Linked DNA regions of Mus musculus: region 2 is linked to region 1. The links are chromatin loops, found by intact Hi-C in ENCODE. Cell type or tissue: left cerebral cortex. All regions are shown on one strand.

Region 1 (5,000 bases):
AAACTTCCAGGATTGCTTCCTAGGCTGAGTCCAGAGAGCCCTACAGTGCCTAGGGCCCAGCATCCTGGGTCAGAGAGCACGTTGCCTGTCTTCATGTTCTCAGTGAGAGGTCATAACCTTGTACACTAACAGGAATTCCTTTCCCATCACTGCGATCGGCTCTCTGAGTGCAGAGATACTGCTGTGACACAGAACTGTGCCTCTTGGCTTTGCTTCCTCGGAAGCCAGCAAACTGAAGCCCACTCTTCTTCACACAGCCTAAAGAGCATCAGAGGCTCAAGTGGAAACTGTCCTGAAAACATGGTTCTTGCTAATCTAGCCGTCTCTGTATAGTCACATTCATGCATATACACATCACGGATATTTTAAGGACTGAACGGAATTAGTGAAGCCCTGTGTTTTTAAGGTATCATTTCACCACCATCTTAAACTGAAGAGATAGTCATCTACTGCCACTTCCAAGGAACTAACAAAATTGTTTCAAGGATTACTGAGAATGACATGGTCAAATCAAAGCTGATGTAGGTTCTGAAAGCTGAAAATGGAAATGGGCAGGGGAAAAACATTCAGTTATGATAAAGCAAGAAAATCACCCCTCGGGTTGGAGAGAGAGCTCAATGGTTAAGAGCACTGACTGCTCTTCCAGAGGTCCTGAGTTCAAATCCCAGCAACCACATGGTGGCTCACAACCATCTGTGATGTGATCTGATGCCCTCTTCTGGTGTGTCTGAAGATAGCAACAGTGTACTTACATATAATAAATAAATAAATAAATCTAAGAAAGAGAGAGAGAGAGAGAGAGAGAGAGAGAAAATCCCCCCTCACCTTACAAACTAAAGCTTGATCATTAATGAGCTGCTTAGCCCAATTACTGCGATTGCCCTCAGGACCAAAAAACTTTCCCCAGTCCGGGTGAGAGGCTGCCCCAGAAGAAACGGAGGAATAAGATAGAGTACTACATCTTACTGGAATAAGCATACACTATTATGTAAACTATTTGTAGTGGGCTGCACCCAAGCGTACCTCATGCATACATATTTACTATTTGAATGTGGAAGAAATCAGCTTGAAACATCACATGCAATTGGGAAGCCAGCCCACTACATATAGCTGGACCAGAAGAGGTAGCAAGGATGCCGTTACACAGGATACTGAGATGTGGACATGCCCCTCAGGAAGGGCCCCATCAAGCCAGCTGAGCGACCACCCCAGGCTTGAACGCTACAATAAGAAGCAATTCATGCCCATGGATGGCATGTTCAGTATGGTCTCAGCTCTAGAAGCGACTTTATAGCAAAGACCAGTAGCCCATAATACCCACTACCTTCGTGAGTACAGCACTCCAACGTACACCTAGTACCAGTTACGACTTTCTTGCTTTGTGTGTTCAATCTTTTTAGCTCCTGTTTTCTTCAAAGCTATCCTAATTTCTTTCTGGGGGCAAGTAGAAACATTTGTACACATGAGAGACTGCACGTCAGACAAGGCTACACTTCAGGCTATCCTCGGAAACCTCCTCCTGCCTTCTGTAAATTATCTGGCTTTTTTCTCCTATTGCACAGATTAGAACACTGAGGTCCATAGGGCTCACCCAAGGTCATGTCCTGCTGACACATCTAGACTCTCGCAACGACTCAAGAGGCCCATGGCCTGGGCCCACAGCTATGCTCCACTGCACTCAAGGAGGCATGGAGGTGATTTGAATACTAAGCGTATTGGGGACGGGCCATCAAGTTCATCAAGGGGCACCACATAGGTTGTTCTAATAACGCACGGGCATCTGTTGAAACCTTGTTTGGGAAGTGGCCAGCGACAGACAGAAAATCAGAGGCCATGTCTCCTAGCCACACACTATGCCTAGATGTGCTGTGCAGCTTTGAGAAGCTGCTGGCCCAGCCCGGAGAATCTCTTAAACGCTAGGGGGCCGGGAGTTTCGCACTGAGCCGGGAATGAGAGGTTGGGTGGGTGTGCGTGCTTCATGCGGTCCCATCCCACTCTCTTCAAACACCCTGCACATACCGTCCACTCCGCGGCCCGCTCAACTTCCCCAGGACAAACGCACCGCAGTGTGAGGTGGAGGAGGCACCGGGAGGGGTGGTCCTGGAGCCCGCGACGCAGCAAACCACGCTCAGCTCCTTCCCCACGGGGACCCCGAACGCCACGAGGGGCCCCCAACTCTCGGCCGGGCCCCTGGGCCGCAGCGGGGAAGAGGCCAGCCCGTCCCCGCCGCCCCGCTGGGTTCTCCGCCACCCGCCGCCACCTGCAAACGCGCGCCCCTCTGCGGGCCGCGCGTGTCCCCGCGTGTCCGCGCGGGGCCGCCTTCCCACGCGGGGCCTCGGCCGCCCGCGCCGCACTTCCCGCCCGGCCCCCGAGGCCAGCGCGCCGCCCCAACTTTTCCCGGCCCGGCCCGGAAGGCGCAGCGGTGAGCGCAGAGCCGTCCCGCCCGCCAGCGCGCTCCACCCGCGGCGCCCCTGCCCCCAGCACCAGCACGCGGAGGCCCCGCTCGGAGCCGCGCGGTCCCCGCAGCCCCCGCGCCCACCTGCCGCCGCCGCGCACGGCCGGGTACGTGGCAGGGGCCGCCGCTCGCCCGCCTCGCCTCTGCTCGCGCCTCGCGGGCGGCTCCGGGGCGCGGGACCGCGGCTCCAGGCGCCCTCTGCCGCCGGGAAGCCGAATCCTGCTCCCTAACCCTAACGCGGGGCCGGGCCACGCGGCACCCTGCACCCTGCGGACGCCCGGCAGGCCAGGCCGCCTAGCCCGCCGGAGGAGGAGACGCACGCGTGCGGTCACGCCCAGAAGGCAGCCAGGCCTGAAGCACCCTGTGTCAGGGAACCCGTAAATGGCAGGTGGCGGTCTGGGTTGCAAAAGCGAAGTGCTTTCTTGCGTGCTCCACTGCTAACAGGCCAGGTGCACTCAGATGCGCCTCCGCCATTGTTGAGGGGAGAAGGGGAGGTTTAGGGTCCCTGTTCTTGAAAATGGGTATCAGGTTCTACATGGCGGTCCCGCCCTGTCAAGCGGACTGTGACCAGAAGCACTGGCTTCCCCACGAGGTCACCCTTGAAGAACTGTGTTCAGGTAGCCCTTAAGTACATCCATACCTGGCGCAGGTTAGAGAACAGGTTAGTGTCCAATGGCGGTAGTTTGTTCTGTGACCTGTGCCTGGGGTTTATGAGGAAACAAAATACAATCACAGATCTCCTCCCCTAAGGGAATGTTCTGACCTGGGTTTGTTTATTTATAATGTTCAGCTTGTTATAAATAAAATGGGACTCCTTGTCCCTTATCAGTATTAAAGCCCCATAAGGCCCTAAGCTAAATGTTATTAAGGACTTTTAGCCAAACACATTTGGGTTTTAAATCAACCTCTTAAAAGTTGAGACGTCTTAGGAAAGCTAATCTCCTTTTGCCAAAAATGAACTCATCCGTAAGAGTCATAAAACCTTCTTCCTGGTATAGTCATAAAAACCTACTTGCCGGTGTTATATTTGAAGATATACAGAGATCATATACAGCGCTTAGCATAGCCCTGCCTGGTACTCATTCGTATTGTTACTCTTCCAGTGCAGGGCGAAAATACACATGTAAGAAGACTACTGGGGATCTAACGAGATGACTCAGTAAAGTACCTACCACCCAAGCGTTAGCACCTAAGTTCAGATCCCTGCACCCCCATAAAACCTAGGTATAACATCGAGAGAGAGAGAGAGAGAGAGGGAGAGAGAGAGAGAGAGAGAGAGTGTGTGTGTGTGTGTGTGTGTGTGTGTGTGTGTGTGTGTGTGTGTGTGTGTAATCCTAGGGGAGACATTCAGATCCCTGGCCAGCCAGCCTAGCCAAAGGCTGAGGTCTAGGTTCCGTGGGAAACCCTGTCTCAAGAAAACAAGACAGCAAACCATGGAGGAGAGACAGTTGATTTCCACATCTTCAGGCACTTGAGGATACGCACAGAAAGAAATAAAGGCTATTTTTTAAGGTTAATTTTGTTTGAGGCATTGGATCCCCTGGAATTGCAGTTATAGGAGGTTGTGAGCCACTTGTGGGTGCTGGGAGTGAAACTCAAGCCCCCTGGGGGAGTAGCAAGTGTTCTTCTGTGCTCTCTCCAGCTCCTAGGAAGGCTATTTTCCCCCCACTGGGGACAACCTTAACACCACAGGTGGTGGCTCAGTCACTGACCAGCAAGGTCAACCTTGGAAACAGCTGTCTCAGTCCCTCCTCCCCTGAGTCCTGGTAACACACTGATTTGTTAAGAGCTGAGACTGTTGACCTGGTTGTCTCCAGAGCTTCTGTGACCGGTCATGTAAGAAGGAATGGCCCAGTCTATGCGGCAATCTCTAGAGCACCAGACCGTTTCATAAAGGCACAGTGTAGATAGCAAGCACACAGGGATCATCTCTTTAGTATTGTGAGCCCTAGAGTTAGAGAAACAATTGTGTGAGCAAAGTTCTTGTCCTCACGTGTGAGCTCTGGTGAGTGAGACACACACAGATGTCCTCCATCTAGGGCAGAGGGGGACCATATGCAGCTCCATATGAAATCTGTAAGCCTCAGGGTCCAGGATATAACTTCCCAAGGCTGTTGTGTTTTTATGGGGTATTGGAGAAACAGCCCCTTACCAGGTGACTCCAAACTTTCTTTGCCTTTGGTAAGTACTTGTTTGCACCTTAGTGAAAAGGCCTTCATTCACAAGTTAGAGTTGCAGATTTCCAAAGGTCAAGGGCCATCCTCACAACCTCTCTGCTGACCTGAAGGAAGAATGCTCACTCTCAGATGGCTCCTCCCATGCTGACCATGTCACTCATTTTGACCTGTGAGTATATTATGAGATCTTGTGAGCTGAGAATTTGAGCCTTGCTCCTTGTTCTTATGCTGCCTTAAGATTTCCACAAAGAATCTCTACATATAGGAAAGACCCAAGGAGAGAAGAACTTGGCAGTACAGCCAAGTCCTACCTGGGTGAGTCCTGGGCAGAGTCAGCCACAGGTAACCCAGGGTTTCAAATCTAAAAT
Region 2 (5,000 bases), 190 kb before region 1:
TCTCCCTCTTCATCATCTTCCTCCTCCTCCTTCTCTTCCTCCTCCTCCTCTTCCTCCAGTCTTCTTCTTTGAGCCCACTGGCCTACCAGAACCCTTCTTTCCTGTTTCACTTTTGCCCTCGCCATGGTATGCAGCAATATCCTTTTCACATGTCTCCTTTAGTTTAGCTACTTTCTGCTCATTCAGTTGTTTATCTTTGGCAAATTGTTCAGACCACATCATACCCAGTTTCTTTGCAGTATCTCCAATAGACAGGCAAGGGTGTTCACTTTTGATTTTTGGGCAATGTTCAGAGCAAAACATAAAGAAGGCAGATGGCAGTCTCTTCAAAACATTTGGATCTTTTTTCTTTCCTGTCTTATCACCTTTGGGAGGAACATTGTTCTTCATCTCCCTGTCATAACCAGCTTTGTCGCTCTTGGCCAAATCTTCAAACTTCGACTTTTCGTTTGCAGACATGGTCTTCCATCTCTCGAAGCATTTCTTGGAGAACTCAGCGAAGTTAACCGACGAATCGGGATGCTTCTTCTTGTGCTCCTCCCAGCAGGTCTGCACGAAGAAGGCATACGAGGACATTTTGCCCCGTGGCTTGTTGGGGTCACCCTTGTCCATGGTGATGGCATGGCGTCTACCAAAAATTCTGCCCACCCTCTAAGGCCTCCTAAGTGGCCATGCAGAAGCTCTACAGACACACACACACACACACACACACACACACACACACACACACACACAGAGAGAGAGAGAGAGAGAGAGAGAGAGACTTGGGCCGCCAAGCCTGGGGACTCAGCTGATTCAAGAGCAAGTGTTTTTTTTTGTTTTGTTTTGTTTTGTTTTGTTTTGGTGCTCCAGTCCATAAAAAGTCCTTTCTTAATCCCACATTCTATAAACCTCTTTAATTTTCCCAACAGGAAACTCCATTTCTGGAAGACTCTACACTTGCTTGGCTGATCCTAAAATCCACAAAACATAGTTTGCAAGTTGCTGCACACACCCTTACTCCCAACACTGAATGTGTATGCTTCCGTTTGCTTTTACACTGGGAAAATGCCTCTTTCCAGACATAAGATTTAGGGATAGTGTGTTTCGAGTATACAGCAGAGCTTTGAAGTCTGCCAATTCATCACATGGCATTCTTTGATTTCAACAGTGTGTCAAAGTCAGCTATGCAAGCCTGCGGTGGGAGGTGGGAGGGGTGGGCCAGCAGGAGTCCAAGAGAAGACAGCCTTGCAGTGCAGAGAGAGGGAATGTGCCTTCTTCTGCCTGACTCCCTGGTCTGTACTGTACATGCACACTTACAAAAAGACCCTCTGCCCTTGCCTGGATGAGGCTGGGACAGCCAGAGGGAGGGGCCCCTGGAGTAGGTAAGCCTTTCCCTTCTACACAGTCACTACTCTCTCCAGCAGGAAGCTGGGCTTCCAAGCAGGCTTGGGTCTCAAGGATCCTAATCCTGACAGACACTAGGCAGACTGTCCTCATGGTGGCAGTGTGGCCTTAATTAGCAGCTGCTGGTACCTGCAGGACTGCAAAGATGCTCAACATGGCCTGCTGATGCTGGGCCTGCTGTGAGTGAATGCTGGTGTTTCTGAAGGACTCTGTTCCCAGTTCTTCAGACTAGTGTGTGTGTGTGTGTCACTTTATAACCTACTATACATAAAAGCTCAGGTACAGGGGGATACAAGATTTATCTTTGGTTTTAATAATTTATATTCTGCCCCAGGACCTGGGGTTTAAATGCCCAGTCAAAGAGAGGTGACTTGTTACTGCAGTCAGCACTGAGTGCTGCAGTGGTGGAAATGGAGGGTCACATAAAGCAAGACAAAGTCTTCAAATCTCATCTTAAACGTGGCTTCCATCCTAATTGCTGGCTCTGGCCCTTCAGTCGGGTTGTATGACCCTGTTCTGTGGCACCTCAGTTCCCTGTGTGTCTCTCTTTTTTTTTTTTTCCTGTGTGTCTCTCTTATGTTATTGTTCCTTGATTCGCTTTTTCATTTCCTTCCAGATGGAACAAGATGCTCTGACAGGAGGGGCTTCTGTCCAGTCCCGAATCACATCCCCAGCATCCATCATTAAAGTTGTGCTTATGGTAGGAAGCTCATAAACGCTACTGAATGAAGGGGAATGAGGGTTCCATAGTGCCTGCAGCACACACACACGCACACACACACACACACACACACACACTGTCTGTATTTTTCTAAACCAAAGAAAAATATCAGTTTACCAAGCTTTTGGCTCCTAAAGGCCATACCAAAGTTCTATGGCAAGTACCCCTGGGGAAGTGAGAAGGAAAGGCCTGCAGCCCTCCCACTGTCTCCTTTACAGGGGAGCTGCGAGCTGTCCTTGCCAGTTGGGCCATTGTGCTGCCCAGATTATACCAGCACCTGTCTCCAGTATTGCTCTGCCCTGCCTGCTGCACCTCTCATCTCAAAACTGCCCACCAGGAGTGTCTCACTGCTAAGTGAGGCCCAGAGTACACAGGTGCCCTGCCCTCCCCTGTCCCTGGAAAGACACCTCCAGGTCAGGCCACTCCAAGGTTAGCCCCTCTGCTCAATCTCTCCACCCGAGCACCTCTGTGATTCTTCTTGTATGGGAAGAGAGGGGAAAAGATTTCCAAAAGAACACTGGCTGATTGGCAGCTTCAAAAAAGCAAGCACCAGCTGGCCCTGCAAACCCTTCCTATAATAAACAGATGTGTGTCTTTGAGAGGACGCTTTCCAAGATACTTCTGTGTTTCTGTCTTCAAGTAACCAAGCTGCAAGGTGATAAGAATTTAGAAATTCAGAACTTACTTTGAGTCTCAGAAAATGGTCATGCACCACATAATGACATTTTAATCAACAACAACCAATAGGTTGTGCTCCATTACCATCATAATGGAGCTAAAAAATAGCTACCCTTGTGACTTTCATTTCTATGTTTAATATGTTTAGATACACAAATACTTGACATGGCTTATAGTCTACACAATAGCATACAAACCAGGTTTGTAGCCTGGAAGTAATGGTCTGCACTACACAGATCAAGAGTGTAGCGAACTTTACTTCAAAGACCAGTGCAGTGAGCAACACCTCTGAGACGAGGAATACAGCAGACTTTACCTCAGAGATCATAGGTGCAGTGGACTTTACCTCAGAGACAAGGGGTGACTTGACAGGAATACAGCAGACTTTACCTTAGAGACCATAGGTGCAGTGGACTTTACCTCAGAGACCAGGGGTGACTTGACAGGAATACAGTAGACTTTACCTCAGAGATCATAGGTGCAGTGGACTTTACCTCAGAGACCAGGGGTGACTTGGACTTTACCTCAGAGACCAGAGGTACAGTGGATTTTACTCAAAGACCAGGAGTGCAGTAAGATCCATATCAAAGACCAATGTATAGACTTTGCCACAGAGACCAAGTGTGTCATGTCAGAGGCTCTACCATTTGAAGTGTAAGAGTATTATGTAATGTTACCACAACAAAAATTTAGACAATGTGCATCTCAAGGTGGGTCCCAAAGTCAAACAGCTCATGACCATGCTTACATTCTATGAGACTTAATGAAGATCGTGTCTTTGAGATCTCCTTGGGAATGGAAGGCCTGTATAAACATAGAAGATTTTTATCATCAACTGGTGATTTCTGTATTCCTCAGCCAGAAAGATGACATGATAAATGACTTCTGGGGGCTATTCCAATTCTCCCATGATAGCGTTTTAGCTTTAAAAAAAATCATTCCGTAGCTCTCCATTAGTCTAGAAAGCACTGCTGTCCTTAAGAGGCACCCATCCGGGAGTTATCACATCTTTCTCTTTCATCCTGCCCTCAAATTCAATTCTGAGGTCTTAAAGTGTTTGACCTGAAGCTAGTTGTGAAGGCAGTAGACAAAGAAGAAGCACCATAAGTCTCTGCGTTCTCAAATCCTATGACTTATCAAGGCCCCTGTATGATAACAGCAAACATCTGTGTCGGCCTCTTTTTAACCTTTTCATTTGGAGACCATTTGCTTGGCACCTACTGTATACATGTGTCATTCTCAATATTTCTTATGTTGATAACTGACCAACAAAAAACCCAAGTACTGTTATGAAAATACCTGATATTTGGTACTTTTAGCTCACGGATCTCTTCACTTTCTCCACAAAACACCCCCAACACTATAAATGCATCCTTCAGAGCCCCAGTTACAGGTAGCAGAGATGGCTCGGTGTCCTCAGCAAGCACAGGGACCTACATACAGATCCCCAGAACCAATGTAAAACTGGACTTAACTGTAATCCCAGTGCTAGATGAACAGAGACAGGTGGAATTTAAAAATGTAAAGACTTGTAATGTCCAAGAATCCTCTAGTCAGCCATCCTTGCTGAATCAGTGAGCTTTGGGCTCAGTAAAGAGTCCATGTTTCAAAAAATAAACTAGGGAAAGTCATAGATGAAGACAGCCCAATGTCAACCTCTGGTATGTGAGCATGCGTGCTTGTGTACATGTGCGCGCGCGCGCGCGCGCGCGCGCGCGCGTGTGTGTGTGTGTGTGTGTGTGTGTGTGTGTGTGTATGTGTGTGTGTGTATACTAATACACACATACACATGACACCCCCATTATGCACATACTAGCATTACACACTGAGCCCCAACCCCTTTTCTCTGTTTTCTCTGTCTTTGAATGCTCTAGGGAGAATGTGCCACCACCTCCTCGTCAAGGTTCTCCACTGCGCCACAGCCTGTTTAGTTGATATTATTAGAGGAAAGGATTCTGAACGCCCGAGAGAAACAGCTCAGAATAAAATCTCAGCATGATACAGAATAGAAATGTTGATCTCATGAGCAGCCACCTGCTCTGCAGTAGCTGGAGACACAGCCAGATATGATGCAGGGATGGGAACACTGAGGCTGCATGTCTGCCGCTCAGACGATGAACATACAGAGGAACCATTTCATCTTAATAATGAAACCATTGGCAACACAGTAGGAATTTGTTCTGGGCCTGCCATTCCTTGCTTCTTTTCCTATTAA

What was found. A loop is a pair of places that touch in the nucleus more often than their neighbours do. Peaks named below come from ENCODE experiments on the same cell type or tissue, not always from the same donor. Only the 100,000 strongest peaks of a DNase experiment are listed, where the experiment ranks them.
Region 2: it touches region 1 in a loop (15-fold over the local background); 23 of 42 quality-filtered maps call a loop at or near these places.

Annotation. Positions count from the first base shown.
Region 1 is chr9:15,491,169-15,496,168 of GRCm38, reverse strand. Smco4 (single-pass membrane protein with coiled-coil domains 4) reads right to left here and starts at 2,737. Exons shown (of 3, transcript NM_001359604.1): 1 at 2,540-2,737. In left cerebral cortex, CTCF peaks have their summits at 707 (motif pointing left), 1,910 and 2,686; DNase peaks (open chromatin) are centred at 1,930 and 2,746; H3K4me3 peaks cover 1,568 bases; H3K27ac peaks cover 296 bases.
Region 2 is chr9:15,678,514-15,683,513 of GRCm38, reverse strand. It overlaps the pseudogene Gm5119. Among named protein-coding and RNA genes, the nearest start is that of Gm35225, 9.8 kb to the right of the region's middle. In left cerebral cortex, a CTCF peak has its summit at 1,483 (motif pointing right); a DNase peak (open chromatin) is centred at 1,480.